Regions from separate parts of the Mus musculus genome. Here region 1 is linked to region 2. The links are chromatin loops, found by intact Hi-C in ENCODE. Cell type or tissue: heart. All regions are shown on one strand.

Region 1 (8,000 bases), 60 kb after region 2:
TGGTCCCTCTTGTCTTGGTTTCCCTCATGCAGGTAATTTATAGAGCGCTCTTATTCCAGTTCACACTTCAACACCTGTCACTATGTTCTCCTCCTGTTCCCACCCACCAATATTATCTTCCTGTCCCTGCATGCACCTGCCTCGTTTTCTACACCAGCTGCCCTTCTGCTGGGTCTTGGGTTCCCACTGCATCTCTTTCATAACTCCAAACCCTCCCAGCCCCAGGGTTCCTATGGGGCACTGGAGAAGCTGAGGCCACCCATGGCCACTCTCTTTGAGGGGTCTTCATCCAAGGGTGGAAAAGCAGTAAGTGCCACTATGAATCTATAAAAGATGTCAGAGCTGCTCACAATTGTCACTCCTGCTGAAGGGAAAAGAATGCTGTCTTGGGGAGGATTGAAGGAGGAGTATAACCTTTTCAAGCGCTATTTTTAATGATGGTTTTTAAACACTTTAACCTCCCTTGTAGCCCACCACCCACCAGAGGTAGTGGAAAAGAAAGAATGCAGGGGAGGTGTGTCTATTTAGAAAGAGTGCTTTGGAGCAACTCCCGTCTGTGTTATCCGGAAACCAGGCGTCAGCAACGGCAGCTCAATCCACTCACAAACACTATGGATATACCAGCAGTCCAGTTCGGTAGAGTTGGGATAGCAAATATGAATCAGTAGTGGTGGCTCTACCTAGCAGAGAGACACCCAGGTCTCATCCTCTGTACAAGTCAGCAGGAGGGACCTGGAGGGATGCCAGGAGAAATTGTCTGCTGTGCCTCTCTCAGTGAAGTGAAGATCAGCGAAGATGAGAGACCAACAACCATTGTATAGCTAGCTGTACCAGCAAGCCCAGCTCTGCCACCATCACTGTCCATCAAGTTCTATTTATATCCCTCCAAACATCATGTGAGTCTGACTTAACAAAACTCTACCTGAGTCTGTCTCAGCTAACATCACTCTGTTAATCATCCCAAGTCAGTGGAAGCAGCAAAAAAGCCACAACCAGAAGTTTTGGGATGCAGTTCTTTCTAGGTTCTGAAAAATATAGCTCAACTACACAACATAAGGAGGACCAATGCATGCATGTTGTTAGCAAAGAATCCTTCATCACATGTCCTTTTACATATTTGCTCTAGCAAAACATCCTTTTTCCTGTGTCTGCTCCGGGAAAACACTCCTTCACATGTTTGTCCCAGAAAACACCATCCAACACAACTGACTCTCCAAAGAACCCTTACATCTCCACTTCAGAGGAGAGTCTTAAAACATAGGATGGAAGGAGTAAGGGTCTTCTTAAGGAGGAGACATCCTAGCTGGCACAGGATGAATGGGAGAAACAGAATAATTCCTGGGAGAGTGGACAGGATAGTCTTCTCCTGTCATGAAACAGTAAACGTCTATAGGTTTTAGTCCCTGCCCTGATTTACCTCATATTGTCCCCAGTGTTTAATAAGGGCGATGTAGGTGACACATGGAGATTGTATCAGTAGTCTTTGCATTAAGATGGCAAATACCAGAGTGAAGGGGGCAGGATTTGGGGTCATGGGTTTCGGGCCATCATCACTTGGCCTGTTGTCCAGGCTATACTGTGTCAGCTCATGTCATGGAGCATGTGGAGGAGGAAGCTGCTCATCCCATGGCCACCGAGAATCATAGAGAGTCAGGAAGGGGCCAGGATCCCAACAGCCCCACCAAGGATGCATTCCAGGTAACCTAAGTTCCTTTTACAAGGCCACCATCTCCCAGCAATGACACAGGCTGGAGCCAGAGCCTTGATCATATGGCGTATGGGCCAGGTATGAGGCAAACTCTGCTGAAAGTGAGATTAAATAATGGCCTCCTCTTTCACTCCTCTGAGCCCAGTGAGAAGGCAGGCATCAAGACCGTAGACTGGCTACCTTCCCTCTGGGAAGTCTGGAGTCTCCTCCAGGGTGTGGTCATGAGCTAATGTAGTGCAGGAGCAGAAAAGTGAAGAGGCCAACCCAGCAAAGGCACTGACATAGACTTGCACAGACTCCCGTAAGCCCTCAGGCATCCTTGCACTACAGGGCTGTCACCAGCCCTGTCACATTCTGCTTTATAGGCAAGAGACCAAGTGTCTTTTCTACCAATTTTGGTTCTCCTGAACCAGCCCTTGTGCAGGTGGAGCATGGTGTATCCCCTAGGCCATGTCAATAATATTGGAAAGGTTGGATGTGGTGGTACATGTCTCTAATTCCATCACAAAGGGGATAGAAGTAGAAGTTCAAAGACATCCTGGTCTACAGAATAAGTTCTAGGACAGCCTGGGGTACAGAGTAAGACCCTATCCAAAGAGCAATAGGACAAACCAAACCAAACCAAACCAAAAAACCAATATTGGAGAACACACCCAGACATTGCTGTGACATGTATTATTATTGCAAGATCATGCTACTCCTGAAATAGGGATGATTATTCTCGTTGTTGTTGCTACAAACAGGGTCCCATGTGTCCCAGGCTGGTCTTGCCACCATCTGTAGCCAAGAATAACCTTGAACTCCTTATCCTTTTGCTTGCATCTCCTGAGTGCTAGGAGTGAGCAGCACAGTGGCAGGGTTGGGGGATCAAACACACCCCAACAGAAGACTCAGCATGGGAAGCAGATTCAGAATCGTCACTCTCTAAGGAAAGATTCTAGGACTGGATCTTGGCCTGGGCTCAGGTCTAGCTCCCCGTCACTGTCAATGTAGCTTGGTGGACTCGATCTTTCTGTTTTTTCATTGCTCCCTGTTGATCGTCTGAGTCCACTTTGGGCTACTATCACAAAATGCCTCAGCCTGGGTTACTTATTGAGGAAAGATGCTTGTTTTTGCTCACCATTCTGAGGAATGAAAAGTTCAAGCAACATTCTGGCGATAGCACCCCCTGGCGGTGTCACAACATATCAAATGGCATCATAGAGAGTATATTCCGGAGGAAGAGATTGCTGCACAAGAGAAGAAGCCAAGATGAGGGTCCACATGCCCTCTTTAATAACAGCTGGTCCCCAGGAGGAATAACCTAGTCCCAAGAGCCCTGCCCCACTTCCACCCGATGCCACTGATTCTTTAATGAGCCCGGAGCCCGTGTGACATGATTACTACTCCTCTAGGCCCCATGTCTCGAGATCCTGCCGTCCCAATAACTCTGTGTTGGGAACCTTGCTTCCAGCTCTTGAGGCCTTTCAGGGACAAGCCAAGGGGCAATGAGAACAACAAGGAGCCCCTCCTCTTAGTGAGAACCGAGCACAGTTTCATCACTGTGAAGGGCTGTGCACATGTCTTTGTCCTAGAGGTCACTCTGAGGATGCTCGAAGGTGCAGACCTCAGTCCATGGGCTCAGCACCCTTGCTGTACAGAGCTTATGTAGGTGGGCTTGCCCAATGTCAACCACCCATTCCCCTGGGTGGTGGCTGCCTCAGGCTTGTCTGGGTAGGAACTTAGCTCCCCTGCTCCTATCCTCTCCCCAAGTCTGTTGATCTGCTTTCAGCATCTTTCCTTTGCCTTCTAGAGACTCTCAGGTCAGGACTCTTGGACATGGTTTCTGCTGTGTCATCTTTATCAAAGCAAAGAGAACTCCAGATGCCATCTGGAAGGGTCCCCAAGCAAGGAAATGCCAGGAACCAACTATCTTTTGTTTACTCATTCAAAAGATAGGCTCCAGTGATAGACACATGGGAGAGGGGAGGGTCAGCTAACCAGGCATGGCTGCTGGGGCCTCTGTCTTTTCTCTAACATCTGTCAACACCCTCCCCCTCCCGGGGCGCCGTGTGTGTGTGTGTGTGTGTGTGTGTGTGTGTGTGTTGCTGGGAGAGGGAGCTGCCAAAGTGGAAAGAGAAACTACAGGTAGCAGGTATCCTCCTGCCTCAGCAGGAGATGGGCAGCATTCAAAGTTCATCACCCTGACTGCATTAGTAATGAGGATGGAACATGAGGTCATGTGAACTATGGGCCGAGGGCCAAGTGGGGCAAAGGTTATTAGGTCATTAGGTCAGGCTGGCAACCCAGTATGGCTGGGAAGGCCCTGAAGGCCAGAGCTGTAGTCACTAGGAAGTTGATCTAGGACCTTTTAGGAACTAGTTGCTGGCCAGAGCTCCCTAGGAGAAGCAGGAATATCAGGGCCAGAGTTTAGCTTGTGTTAAGGTTAGGATCATTGTGAGGAAAATAAGGGTGGTCTTCATGATTGATGAGGTGGAGTATCTGCCTGGATGCCAACTCTCACTGGGACACAAAAGGGCAGTAGGGCAAGGTTCAGGTGGTCCCAGGCCTGGGGGCAGCAGACCCCACTGCTGTGTGCTGAGCTAGCTGGAACAGGCCTGAAGTTACAAGGAGTCAGATTTTTAGGGAGAGCTGATCCATCTACCTGATCCTGGGTTTTGGGAGTTCTCTACCAAGGGCTGGGGTTTGAAGAAGGTGTTCTAAAATATAATGCCCAGGATCCCTGTGATAGCTAATCTTGGTTGTCCCTCACACACTGGGAAGAGAGAATCACAGTTGAGGAATTGTCTCCATCAGATTGGCCTATGGGTCTGTGGAACTGCTAAATGATGGAGAGAAGCCCAACCCACCCCTAGGCTGTGTAAAGAAGCAAGATGAACAGAAACAGGAAGCAAGGCAGTAAGCAGAGACTCTCCATGGCCGTCTCTTCAGCTCCTCCTGACTGGTCCTACCTTGACTTCCGCAATAATAGCCTAAAACCCTTGCCTGCCCAGGTTGTTTTCAGTCAGTGTTTTATCATAGAAACAGGAGAGCAAATTGGGGGGCCCCCTCCCCACAAAAAATCATTGTGATAAGAGTAATGTCAGCAACAATAACTACCACGCTGGAGGTGAAGTTGGCATTTCCAAAAGAGCTTTATAAAGCCTCATTGCTTTGGAAGGGCCTGACGCACGTGGTTTGGCTAAACAACTCTGCCAGCTTGGCATTGCTGCTGCAAGAGATGCCTCAGACCAATTCTAGCCTCCTGGTGACTCTAGTGGCCACTACAGGCGATGCATAGCAGAGTCATTCTGTGCTGCCTTGGGGAGTGGGGTCAGAAGGCTACCCTCTGAGACCTTTAAGGCCCAAGAAGTCATCAGGCTGGCAAGTGGCCTGGTGACCTGGGTCCCAGCATGCCCTCTCTCAGTACACCTAGGTGACCCAAGGATGGCCCCATCTCTAAATTTCTCAAGAGAAGCTAGATGTTCTCAGTGATTTTCAATGTGAATTCTTCCAAGTTTCAAATGCTGTCAACCAAATTAGGTATTTTTAAAAAGTGCCTCGGGGCCCCAAGGAGTACCCCTTCAGTCTGTTGTTTCCCTGGGGCTGCCTTTGTGTGACCCTGAGCAAGATGAGGGCAGAAGGTGGTGTCTAGTTCCTTCCCCAGGGAAGGATTTTTTCCTATGGAAATTACCATCTTCTTTGCTTCCCAAGGTGGCTCTGAAGGTGAGCTGTCCCTGCGCGCTGAAAATGCAAAGAAATAAATGCATGAAAATAGATCAGCAATCCCTCAAGCCCTGTGTCAGGTTGAAGTCCCAGGCGGCTCCTCTGGAGGCATCAGGATGGCCCTGAATCATCTCCAGGCAGCCGAGTTGGAGCAACGCTCAGCTCTGCATGGGCCCTGCCTGCAGGGCTCACCCATTCCCTGTGCCTAGAGTAGCCCTGAACAGGACCTTCCATATTTGTGCATGTGTGCATAAGGGTGCATTGCATGCACATGTGAGCATATGACTATGCACTTCAGATGTGTAGTTGTGTGTTTTAACTGTATATATATATATATATATATATATATATATATATATATGTCTATGCCAGCATGGTGTGTGTGTGTGTGTGTGTGTGTGTGTGTGTGTGTGTGTATAGACACACACACAGCACACACAGGTTTATATGCATATGTTATAGGTAGTATGTGTGTACACCACACACATACACACACACACACACACACACACACACACACACACATACATATGTTGGGGAGGAAAGGATTTATTCAGCTTACAATTCCATACTGCTGTTTATCACCAAGGAAGTCAGGACTGGAACTCAAACAGGTCAGGAAGCAGGAGCTGATGCAGAGGCCATGGAGGGATGTTCTTTACTGGCTTGCTTCCTCTGGCTTGCTCAGCCTGCTCTCTTATAGAACCAAGACTACCAGCCCAGAGATGGTCCCACCCAAAAGGGGCCTTTCCCCCTTGATCACTAATTGAGAAAATGCCTTACAGTTGGATCTCATGGAGGCATTTCCTCAACTGAAGCTCCTTTTTCTGTGATAACTCCACCTGTGTCAAGCTGACACAAAACTAGCCAGTACACATATGTACATATATATATATGTATGTATGTATATATGTGTATATATATATACATATATATATATACATACACACACACATAGGTTATGGGTAGTGTTTGTATGTGTATATGGGTTTATATACATATGTTATAGGTAGTGTGTGTGTATATAGGTTTATATACATGTTATAGGTAGTAAATAGATAGATAGATAGATAGATAGATAGATAGATAGATAGATAGAGGTTTATGTATGTTATAGATTGTGTGTGCATATATATATGTTATAGGTGGTGTGTGTATATATATATATATACATATATATGTGTGTTATAGGTGGTGTATACAGGTTTATATGCATGTTATAGGTAGTGTGTATGTGTGCATACATGTGTGTGTGTATGCATGCGTGTGTGTGTGTGTGTGTGTGTGTATTACACTGTAAGTTTGCCATGTTAAAGGTAAGCTGCAGAGCATGAAGTATCTGTCTGGTTTTCCTACACACACAGGGTTTATTATCTGTAAAATGGAGTAATTTGTACTGAAGGTGTCCACTATGTGACTGAGTGGAGAGATTTGCTGGGTAGCAGGAACAGGACCATATGCCGAGCTGCCTAGTATCTTCACAAGTGGCTCCCCTCAGATGTTTGGTCTCACCAGTGTGAAACAGACAGGAATCAATGCAGACAGGTAGAGGCTGTGGGCGTGGCATCTTGGGCTCTGGTCTTGATGGTACTGCAGACCTTTACCCTCAGCTGAGATCTCTCAGGCTCTACTTCTGAGCTTGATCGGTGTGTAGCTAGGTACTGACCTTTTGGGGGTAGGCAGGAGTTCCCTCCTGGGGCAGACTGAAGAGATCCCTGAGCAATTCCATCAGGATCAGGGTGGGGGGCAAAGTTCCCCTGGTGGAGAAGGGGTCAGGCATGAAGGTCCTGATCCAGCATAGAGATATCAGACTACTGGAGTCCTTGAAAGGTTGAGAGTTCTGGGAGAAAAGTTAGGAGTGAGGGGACACTGGACACTACTCACTGCCTGGGCTGAGTCTCAGCTTCCCCATTTATAGCAAGAGGCAATGCCATCCTGTAGCAACAGCCTTTAGACAGTGGGTTGCTCTTAGCCTTTTAGGGAAGTGTGATAAAGGCTGGCACTGCCACATCACTCCTGAGCTTCCTCTGTGTCTGTCCCTAATGTGCTTTTGTCAGTGTCAGGAGATCACCATGGTCCTTGATGCTTTCTGCTTGGTGCTGGGTGAAGGTTGGACTTGAAACCACTGAGGTGTTAGTACGGAGCGTTTGTCACTATTGCCCTTCTCTGGACGTCTAAATGGGCACAATGCCCCAGATTTAGGGTGCTGTGAGTTTTATATGAGACAATGGTCACCCTAACGCCATCCTGATACCTGGCTGGTAACTGAGTTGTGCCCAAATGGGTTCTGTCTTTCTGTAATGCCCCAAATGGGTGAGGGGTGATGGGTGGCTACCAAAGAAGGTGTCCTTTCCTTCCAGGAGTCTCCCAGGGCAACCTGGACAGCCTCAGCAGAGCCCTAGGCGTCCTGGAGGAGCGCATCAACAGCTCACGGCGGAGGGTGCGCAGGCATGCCACGGACGATGACTACAACATTGAGGTCCTGCTGGGTGTGGATGACTCGGTGGTCCAGTTCCATGGGAAGGAGCACGTGCAGAAGTACCTGCTGACACTCATGAACATTGTGAGTCAAGGCTCAGGGGTGCAG
Region 2 (8,000 bases):
CCATTTGCAGGCCTTTTGTCAGTAGCCTGGATGCCCCTGACTGACGAGGCCCTCCCTGTGCTATGATTTATTGAAATCGTCCCCCTACTCTGTGGCAGCCTTAGCTCATTTATTTTATTTCCCTCTCACACTCTGGTTTGACAGATCAATTGGGCACAGCCTGGCAGGGCACCATTCTAATTTTAAGGCACCGTGTCAGGTAGCTCGGTAAACGAATTGTTCACTGGGACACCGGTGTTCCCGGGAGATAATCAATATTTCTAGCTGTCCCTTCTTCCCTGGTAATGAATAGCCATCTACCTTAGCTGTCAAGCCCAGCTTCTGGGGGCTACCTGCTCCGCATTCCCCAAGCCTTCGTCTTACTCTCACCCTTTTGATGTCTGTATGAGAGTAACCCTGGGGGCCTGGAGAGAAAATGCTCACAAGAATTACCCCAGACCTGGAGGAAGGCCTGCTCCCTGTCTTGTTCTCTTGCCAGCTAACTGCTTTTGGACAAAGTTGGCTTTTGTTTCCTTATAACAACTGACAGGGGTTAGAAAAGTCTGTCTCTCAGAGAGCTCAAGGCCGGCCACTTTGGCCTTGATATCACTTCCAGTAAGGCTGGCCTCTACTGGAAGAGTCTGGATGGTTCTGGCCTTATTCTCCCTACTCCTGGGCTCAGGCAGGGTGAGTTGGAGCTGGCACTGTGGAGCTGGCTGGGTGCCCTTGGCTGTGTCTCCAATCCCAGATTCCATATTAGGCTTATCTGCCTGCCCTAGAGCCCTTCCCCCAATGGTCTAGCTGGCTTGGTTTTGATTTTTGGACTGTGCTTAGCATTTTGGCATCTTCTATTGAGTCATCCCTCTGCCTCCCGATCCTATACACACATCCCTAATGAGAACTTGGAACTGAGAACACAGGAGAGGAATTTCAAACTCAGAATCAGCCCAGAAACTACTGACCCCAGATGGTGCTGGATACGGCCAACTACCCAGGTCAGGATGAAGCTGGGCTGGAAGGTGGGGTGGGTGGGGCTTGGCCATCAGTCATCAGAGGAGGAGAAGAGCCTCTGTCCAAGGCTGAAGGCAAGGCTGCAAGCTTTGTGTGAGTGTAGGTGGGAGCCTTGGGTCGTAGCCTCAGATCACAGAACTATACTCTGTGGGCTAAGCCTCCCTTCTGTGACTTCCTATCCAGTGTCAGCATGACGAGACCCTGTCTCCCCTGAATGTGTCTGATGGTTCCCAAATGGCCAATGGCTAAGGTCGACTCACTGACTGGAGGGGGTCCAGACAGTTTAGGCCAGAGCTGGGCCAAAGGCCCGGAGTGACCTCAGGCAGTTCAGCTTTCCATCGGCTTGAGCCCTGACAAAGCACAGAGCGGCAGTTGCGGGACTTATAAAATCTGTGTCCCATGGCTGGGTATAGCAAGTCAGCACAGCTTAATGGGCTCAGGACCTAGGAGCTCACTACAAAGGCTTTGCTTGTGTATGTATAGGAGAGGCTATGTGGTGTCTTGAAAGCCGCTGGAAGCTTGGGTACTCCCCCCACCCCTGTTAGGAGGCGGGGCTAGCTTGTGGAGTCTCTTTGCTCTCATCGGGGGACTCATGGCGTTGGTTGGGGCTCACAGGACTGAATTCATTCTTGTCAGTGCAGATTTTTATAAACTGAGCTCACCACACATGCTTCATCTCTTTCACACAGCCTTTCTGCCTCTCCACTGTTGTAATCCATCCAAGGGGATTTGCATGAAGATGCTAACACAATGCCAGCGAATGTCAGGGACCAACTAGTCTTCAGTTCCTACCTCATGTGTTTTGTTGTAGTGACACACAGTAGACTCAGACACGAGGGGACTTAATTAGTCCAGATTATGTTTTGGTTATTATAATAAAATACATGAGCCAGGGTAACTTTATAAAGAAAAAAGGGTTTTACTTACCTGGCACTTTTGGAGGCTGAAAGTCAAGACAGGTGATCCTATTGGTTAGGTCTCTGGAGAATCCTTGGTGGGCTGAGGCAGGATTGAATGCTGAAGTAAGAGATTACATCTTCAGGCAGGAAGCCAAAGAGTGATGCATGAAACCAAAGCAGGGGATCTGGTGAGAACCTGATTGATGCAGGCTGGAGAAGGCCAACTGCCCAGGCTACAGTGAAGCTGGACTAGAGGGTGGAGTAGATAGCGGTCTGGTCATTGGAAGAGATTAAACTGTCCAAAATTAAACCCTAGGCCTCAGTCCTGAGCTATAAGCCCATACTCTCCCAGTGAGAACTCAGGCTGCTATGAGTCTACCCCAAGGCAACCTCATCATATGGGTTCAAGACATCCTAATGAGTATTGATAGGACAATGAAAATCAAGACCCCAGAGAAGGCAAAACTTATCTGTCACAAAAACTCGAGTTCTGGGTCCATCCTTGAACCTTGTCCCAGCTTCTACCTGTTGTCTTTGAAGTTTTTGACTATGGAGGCAGCACTAGTGGGGACAACAGCTGAAGCCCTGACTGGGCCAGAAGACCCACTCTGCGCTTGGAACTGGGTGATCTTGGCACATAACTCACCCTTAAGCCTAAGACAGCTGTGGAGCCCTAGCTGGATAGACACACACATTATGTCATACTTTTGGAGACCAGAGGTCACTGTCACTGAGCTGAAATGGAGATGTGGGCTGGGTCACACTGCCTCTGGAGATAGTAGGAGAGAATGTGTTGGTTGACCCTTCAGGCCCTTGGCTTGAGGGCACATCACTTCAGAGGTCGCCAGAATTCACTTCTCTATCTGTGTACATGTCTACTCTCCCTACGTCTCCTCTCCCTCTTGGAAGGTTGATTCCATTTGAGTTTCTCTGGGTGACCCAGGTATACCTCCCCTACGTCAACGTCCTTGATCTAATCACATCTGCCAAGCACTGTTCTGTCTTGGAAAGTGTCAGCGACAGGTCACAGGAGTCAGGACTCCATCTCTTCAGTAACTCCCTTTCAGCTACATGCAGAAAGTGAAATCTGAGCCGGAGAAGCAGTATACGACAGCACTCCAGTGGAGCACCCATGCACAGCAGCAACCTGGTCCTGCCTCAGGCAGATGTCACCCAGCACCTGGGAAGGCCAGACAGATGAGGCCACTTACACAGAACAGCTGGCCTTGCTGTTGGCACCGAAGGCTGTGTCTCCACTTGGGATTCTGTGAAGATCCCTGTGTCATAGTCTCGATATCCCCACCTCCCTTTCATACACACAGAGCTGTCTGCACAGTGTCCCACTATCAAGACCAGAGCTACACATTCAGAGGCCTTCAATGAGACAGCAGCAAACAGCATCCACCCTTGGCCTGGCTCTCATCCCTTTCCCCCATTCTCTCCCAGTGCTGTGGATTAAACTCAGGTCCTCATACATGATATGCAAGCATCCTACCCCTGAGCTACACCCCCCAATCTCCTTTCTCTCCTTCTACTATAAACACAGACAACAAGACATCTCTGTAAAGATGAAAGCAGCAGTATGGATGTAGCAGTGTGTGGCATATGGTACCCGCCTTGCCTCTGGCATAGGGTGGAACCAGAGACCCTATTTGAAGCAGGGGTTCCCCCTTACTTCTCTTGACCTTGCTCTGTCTCATAGGTAGCCTCATGGATCTGGAGCAGTTGAATGTATTAGCACCAAGAGAATTCAGATGATCATTTTTTATGAGAATTCTTAGGCATTTTAAAATGTGGCTTCAAATTTCGGGGGAAAAAAAAAGCACAGTATGGACCAAATAAAACAGGCCCCTCCCATTGGCCGTGGCTTCTGAGATGCAGAGGCTGAAGCGGTGTCAGTCTTCCCCACTAGGCTGCTTCCCTGGGGTACCCCTGGCTATACCTCAGAATGGAAACGAGGCAGGTGGTTCCCGCCCTGGGGACCTGCTTCCTTCTGGGTTGCTGTGCCCTCAAGCCAAGCTGTACACACTGCCCCAGGGCTGAAAGAAGTCAGACAGTCCTGTGCCAGTGACCTTGGCTGCCACCTCCTCTCCAGAAGCAGCGGGTGCCAAGCTTCTGCCCGCTGCTGTCAGGCTTGGGTGTCCTCCCTGATGGGCAGAAGTGACTCCACACCACGGGAGCTGCTTTGCCCTGCTGCTGCCAAGGCAGGCCTGGAGAGAGAGGATGAGGCACAGGCACCAACTGGCTTCTCCACGTGGCCGAGTGACTGGCCCACAGCCAGCCCTCCCCCTAGACAGGGAAGCCAATCCCTCCTGACTAGATGTCATCGGGTTACCTTCCCTTGAGTTCAGGTCGGAGTTTTCCAGGCTGCAGGGAGCCATGCAGGGTGAAGTGGGGGTGGGGATGGGGTTGGGGTGCGGGTGAGGCAGAGCTGATGCCCAGGTGCTTGCAGGGGGGGGGGAGCAGGTGATGGCTACAGCTCACCTAGGATCTAGACAATGTCCTGTATGCAGGGGACAGCCATAAAAGGTCTCTGGGGACCTGACTGAGCATCCTGCATGTTGGCAAGCCTGCTCAGGCTGCAGTGTGCTTGAGGTTGGAGGTGGGGTGCCATAGGGGTGGGGTAGAAGTGAGGTGTTAGGGGAATAGAGTAAAGGCTGTATGGATAAGCCTCTGGATGGGAAGGGAGGTGTAGGGACTCCCAGGCAGGGAGTTCACCAAGACTCAGTTCCATATACATGTGAGGTCTAGGTAGGGGACTCAGCACAGGTGAGGTCTGGGTCGTGGGGAGCGTGGAAGGAGATTTGAGAGACCAGAGAGGAGGTACAGTGGGGAGGGGGTGCAGACTTGCTGACAACCAGATGAGGGCGCCATTTGGCCCTGCACATAGATGTTCAGACCACACTCAGTCTTTTGAGGCAATTGCAATAACATCACAAACTCAGTGGCTTAAACAGCATGGCATAATCTCCGAGAGCCCTGCGGGGGGGGGGGGGGGATGTCCAGAATTAGAAGATGGGTCTGTGAGAGCCTTTTCCAGCCTCTTCCACCATCTGCCTGGTGGCTGCCGGCCTCCCTTGGCTTGTGGCTACATCATACTGATCTCTGTGACCACATAGATTACTTCCTCCTCTTCTGCTGGAGACAAGTCTCCCTCTTTCTCACCATTATGAAAGCATTTGTGATGACTTTTAGGGCCTTCTAACATAATTTTGGACAGCCTCCCCATCCCAAGGTGCTCAATCTAATCTCCTGTGGTAACAATGGTGGATTCTGGGGAATAAATTGTGGACACCCTGGGGCCAATGATTCAAGCCACATATCTAAGTGTTGAACCCTGGGGTCGCAGAGGAAGGTGAAGAGAGGGCTCTGGCTGGAGCTGGACTTAGGACTGAATCTGAGATCTGGCCTTGGTTCATATATCCATACCGGGACCCTTTGTGTCTGAATGAATTTCTTGAACTTCTTGCCAGAGCCCTGGGGTCTGGCTCTTTTGTGTGGTAACCCCTTTTCTTCCATGCCCTGTTGTGTCGGTTGGTCAGCTTACAGCACTGAATCTGGTACTCAGTGCCCTCTCAGTCCCCAACCCCATTCCTGCAGCCTGGGGACCCAAGGAAAGCACTGATTGTGAAACCTGAGGCATCTGGCCTGGGCGCCGGAAGGCGTATTTCAGAGCTGAGCACACCCTTGGCAGAGGCAGCAGTGTGCCTGTCCCGAGGGCTGGGCCCTTGGGAAAACTTTGGGAGATGCCAGGGTGGTGACGTGGCTTCACGCTGGGAAGGGTGGGTGGGAACTGGCTCTGGGAGAACCCGAGGCTGTACATTCCCTGGGGCCCTGAGTTGTCTAGGGACAGAACGTCAGCAGAGTTGGCAGGGCCCAGTCCCCTAGTCTGGCTGGCCTCCTGGGTTGGGGTCTGTGGTGTGGGAGTGCTGCCCTGTAAGTTCTTCTGAGGCTATAAAGGCAATAGCCATGCACGGGGCAGCTCAGGCCTCACCTCATCTCTCAATAGAGATATGATGGGGGTGGGGTGGGGGGAGAGTCAGTCTTCATAGCAGTCTATGCCTAGCACCCTGCCTGACTGGTGCTGACAGTCCTGTGTGCTTGGTTGCTCTCTTCTGCCTTCAGTTTCAATTTATCTGTGCCTCAGGACCCACACCCCATTTCTCATTTCTTCTATGAATCAGTGAGTTCTGATTCAGGGTTAAGGACCACCAGGAGACAGTGACCTGGGGAAGTCTTGGATTGTTGCTTTGGTTCTTGGATAGATGACCAATGTCATTTAGAGGATGACAATCTCAGTGTTGGCTTGGCTGTAGCCCCAACTCAGATGCAAGAGGCAGTTCTTGAAAATGACTGGCGTCTTTTGAAGGAGCTGTCTTGCTTTTACAGCTGCTCCCCAGCAAGCATGGGGGCAGTTTAGTGGAGGGCACGACATCGGCATCGTGTGAGAGCTAATTTGGTGCAGGGGAGAGTGTAAATGGGTAGGTCCTGTCTGGCTGAGTGACTGGTTCATTATAGGGCCTTGGGTAAGGTGTCCAACTGCTCTGTGACTCAGTTTCTCCATCTCTAAGTAGGTATAGCATTGAGCTGTTGGGGTGAGTCGAAATCGTCCTTATGTCTTTGTCCAGAGCCCCTGTCTTGCTACAGCGTTAGGATTCTAGGGATGTTGTTGTCTTGGAACCTCAGGTTCCCTCAGCCCTCACTGTCTCTTCTCTATTGCTGTCTCTTCTCCAGACACAATGAATCGATGCTTTGCCTTATGTGCCCTGGATTTGGGTTGCAAATGTCCCCCAAAGAGCTTTTCTGGCGGTACACAGTGACCATGCTGGTTTCCAGACAGCACACAGCTCAGAAATGAAGTGCCTTTCGCCTCACAGGTGTGCCTGGAGTTTAATTAATAAGGCTAGCCGTGTCTGGTGGTTATGCTGGCCTTTGGCTCACCAGGTCTGCTCTCTGCAGGTCTCCAATACAGCAATTGCAATTGCTGGAAGAGATGTGATGTCTCTGGGGATAAGTCTGCATGCAAATAACATTTGTGCCGGGGACAGAATTTTTTGGGTCTACTCAGACCATATCTTGGAGGGCTCGGGAGATGGCTGGGTTGATAAAATATATGCCCCACAAGTGTGAGGAATGGAGTCCAGAGCCCAGCACCCATATAAAACACAAAGAGGACCTGTCACCGGGCCTGTAAGCAAGTGTCTCAGAGGTGGAGATAAGGAATCCCTGAGGCAAGCTGGTGATAGACTAGGTGAATTGACAAGCTTCCAGCTCAGTGAGACCTTCTCTCTGAAGTAAAGTGGATGGGCTTTGTGTGTTACAGAGGTGTAGGCAGCAAGCCATCTATGGCCTGCTCCTGGACAAGTGTCTTTAGGAGAGACTCAGAGAGTCCAACACCAGCCCTGAAGTCAGCCACCATGATGGCAAAGACAGAAGAATACAGGTAGACACAGCTGAGAAACAGGACTGGGGCTCCAGACCTGAACGCGACTCACCCAGAGCAGCCGGAGACCTCTGACCACAGGCCCCGATTCCTCCCCAGATTCTCCGCAGGACAGCAGGCACTTCAGGCAGCCCCAAGCCTGAAGTGTTTTCTATAAAAATTTCCAATTTTCCTTGACCCATTTCTCTTTGAAATGAATCCCAACCAGCACTATGCACTTGGCTCCAAAGGAGCTCTGAGCTGGGGAAAGGCCATGCACTTAGGTGGAGGTGCTGATGTCTGCTTCTCTCCTCCCCCTCTTGGGCTTTATTTTTATTTTCTTTATTTTTCACCCTGTCTCTCTCAATCTCAAGCTCGAGCATCATGGAGCCAGGAAAGGGTGAAGATAGGAAACAGGGTCAGACCCCTCATCTGGCTTCTCTACTTATTCTAGGTCTTGAAGCTCAGAGATCACATGAGCCCCAGGGCTCTAGCCCCTATGGTTCCTTCAGCTTGCAACACTTGTCCTGGCCCTGGGCCTCCTGCTTAGCTGTCACCACCCCTAACTCCAAATGCAGTTCACCGAGGGAGGACTTGCCCAGGTTTGCAGACTGCAGCATGCTGTCTTCTATTCCAGCTTTCACACACAGAGGATGAACATTAAGCAAAGTCAGGCTACACTCTAGCAT

The links. Peaks named below come from ENCODE experiments on the same cell type or tissue, not always from the same donor. Only the 100,000 strongest peaks of a DNase experiment are listed, where the experiment ranks them.
Region 1: a loop joins it to region 2, with 1.8 times the contacts of the local background. A loop is called at or near these places in 5 of 42 quality-filtered maps.

Annotation. Positions count from the first base shown.
Region 1 is chr11:50,729,393-50,737,392 of GRCm38, forward strand. Adamts2 (a disintegrin-like and metallopeptidase (reprolysin type) with thrombospondin type 1 motif, 2) reads left to right here. Exons shown (of 22, transcript NM_175643.3): 4 at 7,774-7,976. Among named protein-coding and RNA genes, the nearest start is that of Gm39819, 36 kb to the left of the region's middle. In heart, CTCF peaks have their summits at 2,876 (motif pointing left) and 4,968; a DNase peak (open chromatin) is centred at 4,909; H3K27me3 peaks cover 408 bases.
Region 2 is chr11:50,669,000-50,676,999 of GRCm38, forward strand. The region is part of intron 3 of Adamts2 (a disintegrin-like and metallopeptidase (reprolysin type) with thrombospondin type 1 motif, 2); the gene reads left to right. Among named protein-coding and RNA genes, the nearest start is that of Gm39819, 25 kb to the right of the region's middle. In heart, CTCF peaks have their summits at 587 (motif pointing left), 3,014 and 4,751 (motif pointing right); DNase peaks (open chromatin) are centred at 702, 1,182, 4,052, 5,592 and 4 weaker places; H3K27ac peaks cover 628 bases; H3K27me3 peaks cover 439 bases.